Linked DNA regions of Homo sapiens: region 2 is linked to region 1. A link is a contact called in ENCODE Hi-C or POLR2A ChIA-PET data. All regions are on one chromosome and are shown on one strand. The core of a region is the stretch at or near the end of the contact, and the rest is flanking DNA. Distances in the headings are between cores, read along the strand shown. Region 1 overlaps STK4 (serine/threonine kinase 4). Region 2 overlaps STK4 (serine/threonine kinase 4).

The links. Hi-C counts contacts between places; a loop is a spot of excess contacts on that map. ChIA-PET counts read pairs that join two places held with the same protein, here RNA polymerase II (POLR2A). Pooled maps may share reads with other maps.
Region 2: a map with no recorded cell type shows a loop between it and region 1 (2.2-fold over the local background). The contact joins two enhancer-like sites. A Hi-C loop is called at or near these places in 2 of 168 maps with a recorded cell type or tissue (CD8-positive, alpha-beta T cell and endothelial cell of umbilical vein), 1 of 37 single-sample maps with no recorded cell type and 1 of 50 pooled maps. POLR2A ChIA-PET finds 5 or more read pairs at or near these places in 10 of 52 experiments (CD8-positive, alpha-beta T cell, GM12878, IMR-90 and 7 more).

The regions. Positions count from the first base shown.
Region 1 is chr20:44,989,185-44,991,996 of GRCh38, reverse strand. All of the region lies in intron 5 of STK4 (serine/threonine kinase 4), which reads right to left. Among named protein-coding and RNA genes, the nearest start is that of STK4, 24 kb to the right of the region's middle. Within about 2 kb of position 1,281, at least 7 of the 41 ENCODE cell types and tissues checked have a DNase peak (open chromatin) inside an H3K27ac peak, as active enhancers do; they include CD8-positive, alpha-beta T cell, where a contact is called at or near this core.
Region 2 is chr20:45,052,017-45,054,716 of GRCh38, reverse strand. The region is part of intron 10 of STK4 (serine/threonine kinase 4); the gene reads right to left. Among named protein-coding and RNA genes, the nearest start is that of KCNS1, 48 kb to the left of the region's middle. Within about 2 kb of position 1,441, at least 7 of the 41 ENCODE cell types and tissues checked have a DNase peak (open chromatin) inside an H3K27ac peak, as active enhancers do; they include CD8-positive, alpha-beta T cell, where a contact is called at or near this core.

The DNA.
Region 1 (2,812 bases), core at 32-2,531:
TTTAATAAGATTTATTTAAAAGATGCAACACTCAGCCAGGCACAATGGCTCAAACCTGTAATCCCAGCACTTTGGCACGCCAAGGGGGGCAGATTGCTTGAGCTCAGGAGTTTGAGACCAGCCTGGTCAACATGGTGAAACTATGTCTCTACAAAAACTACTAAAAATTAGCTGGGGGTGGTGGTGTGCGTCTGTAGTCCCAGCTACCCAAGAGGCCAAAAGTGGGGGTATCACCTAAGCCTGGTGGTTGAGGCTGCAGTGAGCCGTGATTGTGCCACTGCACTCCAGGCTGGGTGACAGAGCAAGACCCTGTCTCCCAAAAACAAAAAAAAAAAGTACAACATTCAATTAGGAAAACTGACACAAAAATGAACATTTACAAACGAATTTTTATAAATGGCCAATAATTAAATGCAAAAATATGTCAACTGCTTTGAGAAATAGCAGGGAAGATACAAGTTGCTGCCCATTCAGCATTAGCAAATATGAGGGGAAAAGAGCACATTTATATACTGAAGTTGGAAACTGAAACTGTTCACTTCTAGAAGAAATTCAGCACTATGCATCAAAAGCACTTTGCCAATATACATTCACATATTTTCTGACCTAGATTCCAATGTAAATAAATTATCCTAAGGATTTACTCAAGGAAATGCTGAAAAATTTAGTTGCAAGAATGTTAATCACAGAGTTTATGTTTATAGTGGTGGGAAAACTCTAAGCAACCTTAATGGGCACCCAACATCCAACTGTAGGGAAAGAGTTAAATAAATCATGCTATATCCATACAATGAAATACCCATGTTGCCACCAGAAATAATATTACAGAGTCTTGGGTAAAGATGACAGCTTGAGCAAATACATTTTACTTTCACTATCTCTCAAAACTCACTCAAAAAGATACTAAAAGGATTGTTTTTTAAGAATAAATCTACAAGAATAAAAAAACAAAGGGGAAAATAACTACAGCCACAGAATTTTAAAAGCTGGAGAGCAGATGGCCCAATAGTAACTAACTGAACAGACTATCAGATGGAATCCTCAGTCAGTCGCCAGGAAAACTAGGAAACAACCTGATTTTAACACCAACCCCTCCAAAAGACTTAGAAATTGGTGGCATCAGGCAGAGAAAAGAGGGGTGAAAACGGACATCCAAATAGGAAGCCTGGGTTGAAAGAGTTAAGAAGCAGCTAAGCACCCTAAACCTTCCTCTCCCATCAAGCAACTAGTGGGCTTCCCTCGCCCCACCCTGGCATTAGACTGGAGGTGTACTCTCTGGGGAGTGAAACCGAGGATCTCTAGACTATAGAGAGTGTGGGTGGTGTTGTGAATCAGGAACATTAAATGAGCATTAACATGTTAACAATCCCCACTGCCACCACCACCACCACTTCCCAGAAAGCTGCCAACAAGGCCTACAGCCTCTAGACAAGAGACCGGAGAGGGGCCTAAACTTAGTAGTACTGGAGGTTTCACAACCAAACAGCCAAGTCAGATCATCTTGTACTACAGTTTCAGTTTATTTTAGTGAAGGAAAAAAAATCTCATTTTTTTTAACAAAACAACATACATGTTCACAGTTAATTTAAAAAAAAAAAAGTCCAGCAAGGTGCCAGGACACAAGATAATATACAAAAATCAATTGTATGTTACACTAGCAATGAACAATCTGAAAATAAGGCAAATCCATTTAAAATAGTATCAAAAAGTACAAACTACTTAGGAATGAATTTAACCAAATACATGCAAAACTTGTACACTGCAAATTATAAAACATTGCTAAAAGAATTAAAGAAAATCTAAATAAATGGAAAGACAGCTTATATTCATAGATCGGAAGACAATATTGCCAAAATGGCAGTATTTTCAAGCTGATTTACGATTCAAAATAATGTCTACCAAAATCCCAACGGCCTTTTCTGCAGAAATTGACAAGCTGATCCTAAAATTTATGTGGAAATACAAGGGACCCAGAATAGCCAAAACAATCTTGAAATAGAAGGACAAAGTTGGAACACTCACACTTAACCAACTTCAAAAATTACTTCAAACTTACAGTAATCAAGACAGCACAGAACTGGTGCAAGGACAGACATATAGGTCAATGGAATAGAATTGAAGGCATAGAAATAAACTCATACATTTCAACAAAGAAAAAACAGTCTTTTCAACAAATGTTGGAACAACTACATATCAACATATAAAAGAATGAAATTGGATGCCTATCTCACACCATGAAAACTAACTCAAAACAGATTACAGATCTAAACATAAGAGCTAGAACCATTAAACACTTCAAAGAAATCATAGGAGTAAATCTCCATGACCCTGCATTAGCTAATGATTTCTTAGATGTGACACCAGAAGCACAAGCAACAAAAGAAAAAAGAAACTGGACACGACCAAAATTTAAAAATTTTGTATTTCAAAGGACACCTTCAAGACAACCCACAGAATGAGAGAAAATATTTGCAAATCATGTACATAAGAGACTTATATCTAAAATATATAAAGAACTCTTAATTCAACAATAACAAGGTAAATAACCCAATTAAAAATGGGCAAAAGATTTAAATAGACATTTTCCCAAAGATACCCGAATGTCCAATAAGCAGAAAAAATGACAGTCGACATCACTAGTCATTAGTAAAATGCAAATCAAGACCACAAAGAGATACTGCCTCATACTCACTAGGATGGTTATAATCAAAAACACAAAAAAGAAAATGTTGGCGAGGATGCAGAGAAGTTGGAATTCTCATACATCAGCAGGGAACACAAAATGGTGAGCCACTTTGGAAAACAGTTTGGC
Region 2 (2,700 bases), core at 192-2,691, 63 kb before region 1:
GCTACAGATGGGGAATTTGAGGTTTGAAGAATTATATAATCCATTGAGGTTAACACAGCCCGCAAGTGGTTGAAATCAAAATTGAATCAGGTTCTGTCTGACTCTGGGGTCTGTACTTTTTCCTTTTTTTTTTTTTTTGAAAAAAAAAAAAAAAAAAGATAGGGTGTCCCACTGTTGCCCAGGCTAGAGTGCAGTGGTGCAATCATAGCTTACTGCAGCCTCAAACTCCGGGTTCAAGTGATCCTCCTGCCTCAGCCTCTTGAGTAGCAGGACTACAGGTGGGCACCACCATGCCTGGCTAATTTTTTAATTTTTTGTAGAGACAAGGTCTAGCTACATTGGTCAGGCTGGTCTCAAACTCCTGGGCTCGAGGGATCCTCCCGCTTTGGCCTCTCAAAGTGCTAGGATTACAGATGTGAGCCCCGCACCTGGCCAGGAGTCTGCACTTTTAATGAAATGTCACCCAACATCTACTACTATTGGCTAAGTGCTTTCACACTCATTTTCTCAGCTAAACAGAGAGAGAATGAAGCACGGACAGCAGTAAAGCCTATATGCGGGGCAGCATTAGCATACAGAGAACCCACGATTTAGTCACTTGCCTTGGTAACAATGAACTGGCAAATTTTCCTAAACCCAAGTTACCATAGTACTAAGTAGTTAGGGGAAAGAGATGGTGGCTTTCTCTATCTGCAAAACGGAAAATCCAGACAATCCCAACTAACTTTTGCTAAAGTTCCTGTGAGAAGTAATCAAAATTTCATGGATAGAGGTTCCCTGGGGACAAATTTTGGCTGAAAAAAAAAACAAAAAACAAAAAAAAACTACTATCTTTACACACAGCTTTGAGCAATGATTTGAACTACTTCCAACTTGTGGAATTCCCTCTTCTCAGAAATGACTGCAGGTAGTCAAGCAAATGTGAGATGATGCCTCTTGTTGGAAATATAGCAAGAGCTGGAAAATATGTCCTTTAAGACCCTTTTCAATTCTGAAAGTTTATCATTCTCTGATACAGTGTTGGAACAGATGATTGAGAGAGACAATGGCTTCTAGGAATTCAAGACATGCCCATCTGTCACCTGTGCTTACAGTGAAGCCACACAGAAGTTAACTATGGAACAGTCCTTCCTAGGGCCTAAGGTGCTAGGATACTTATTGCAGTTCTTAGGCTCCATTTCTGAGCCAGTCTGGACTCAGCTCTTTTTCTCACCATGTAGTTGAGATTAAAATTATCCTGTAGTTTAATATCAGAGAATAAATGGCCACAAGAATGAACGCTAAAGAAGAAGCCTGCCAAGCAGCCATGGATCAAGCAGTCTCCGAACCAAACAAAGGAAATGAAAAACAGTCTCAGGCTCACACAGGCTGATACTGTTTTAAGCAACCTCTTGAGGTCAAAAACCGCAGGCATTTAAGTCCTGCTCTCAAAGCCATTTCAATAACTGAGTTAAAAACCCAGCTCAAATCAGCTAGCACGATCCACCAGCAGAACCAGGCTACTGTGGTTCTGAGACAAAGATGACATTCATTTACCATGTGGTTTCTCAGAAAGCGTATCTACACAGCAGGTTTCCCTGGCAATTTTGGATACATATGTCTTTTCCAGACTGCTGTTCTTGGCTAGTTTTCTGAAAGAAAAGAGCACAAAATCTCATTATATTCCAAAGCACAAATAAATTCAGTCTCAACATACTTTAAACCAAGCTTTACAGGAAAAATAAGAAGTTGAAACAAAAATAGTGTACCCTGTCAAGAACAATTTAGGATAGTCTTCTCACCAGAAACTGCTCGACAGGACTACTTCAGTAAAAAGCCATTAACAGGCAGTGCTGTTGACCTTGGCTAGCTACTGGGCATTCACATGGCACTGCCGGGTCAGAAACCTAAACACCAAACATAGTCTCCATTCATCTTTCTTCTAGCACAGAAGAAAAGAAACTCATCAGAAAAAGTTTAAAAAGCAGAGCATGGAGATTGTCCAGAAAGGTGGTGGCAAGAGTCTGAGAGCGCAGGTGCTGATGGTTAAAACCCCAGCTTAATTCACACACTCAACAGGCAAAAAAATGCAACAATAAAAACAATCACAAAGACTCAATCCCCAAACCTCCTGTTGACAAGAAAAAAGCCTGGCTTAATATATTAGAACGACCTGAAAACAACCCAACTCCAACCAAAAAAGCCCCAAATGTTAAATGCCAAGTAAAAAGAGGATGATTAAATCAATCAAAAGAATGTAATGTGATGGGCTACTATGTGACCCTTAAAAATGATTTCACAAGTGTTTTTAATGATATGAGAAAATGTTTAAGATATGTTAAGTGAAAAAAAATCAAGATTTATTATGCATGCAGAATGATCTCAGCTGTGTAAAATAATATCTAAGTATTAAAAAACTGGAAGGAAATGTTAAAATGTAATTATTATTGCTGGGGGGGGTGGAAGAGTTGTAAGAGACATTTTCTTCTTTAAGCTTTTCTTCAGTCTCTAAACTTTCTATAATGAGTGTGTTTTTACAACTAGAAGGTTAACAAAATAGCATTGTAACATTATAGAAGAGCAAACCAACACCAAAAAAGAAGAAAATAATAACATTTATTAAGTGCTTATTGCAGGCCAGCAGTAAGGACCATTGTCCTAAAGGTGCTTTACGTGCATTACAGGTTTAGTATCCCTTATCCAAGATGCCTGGGACCAGAA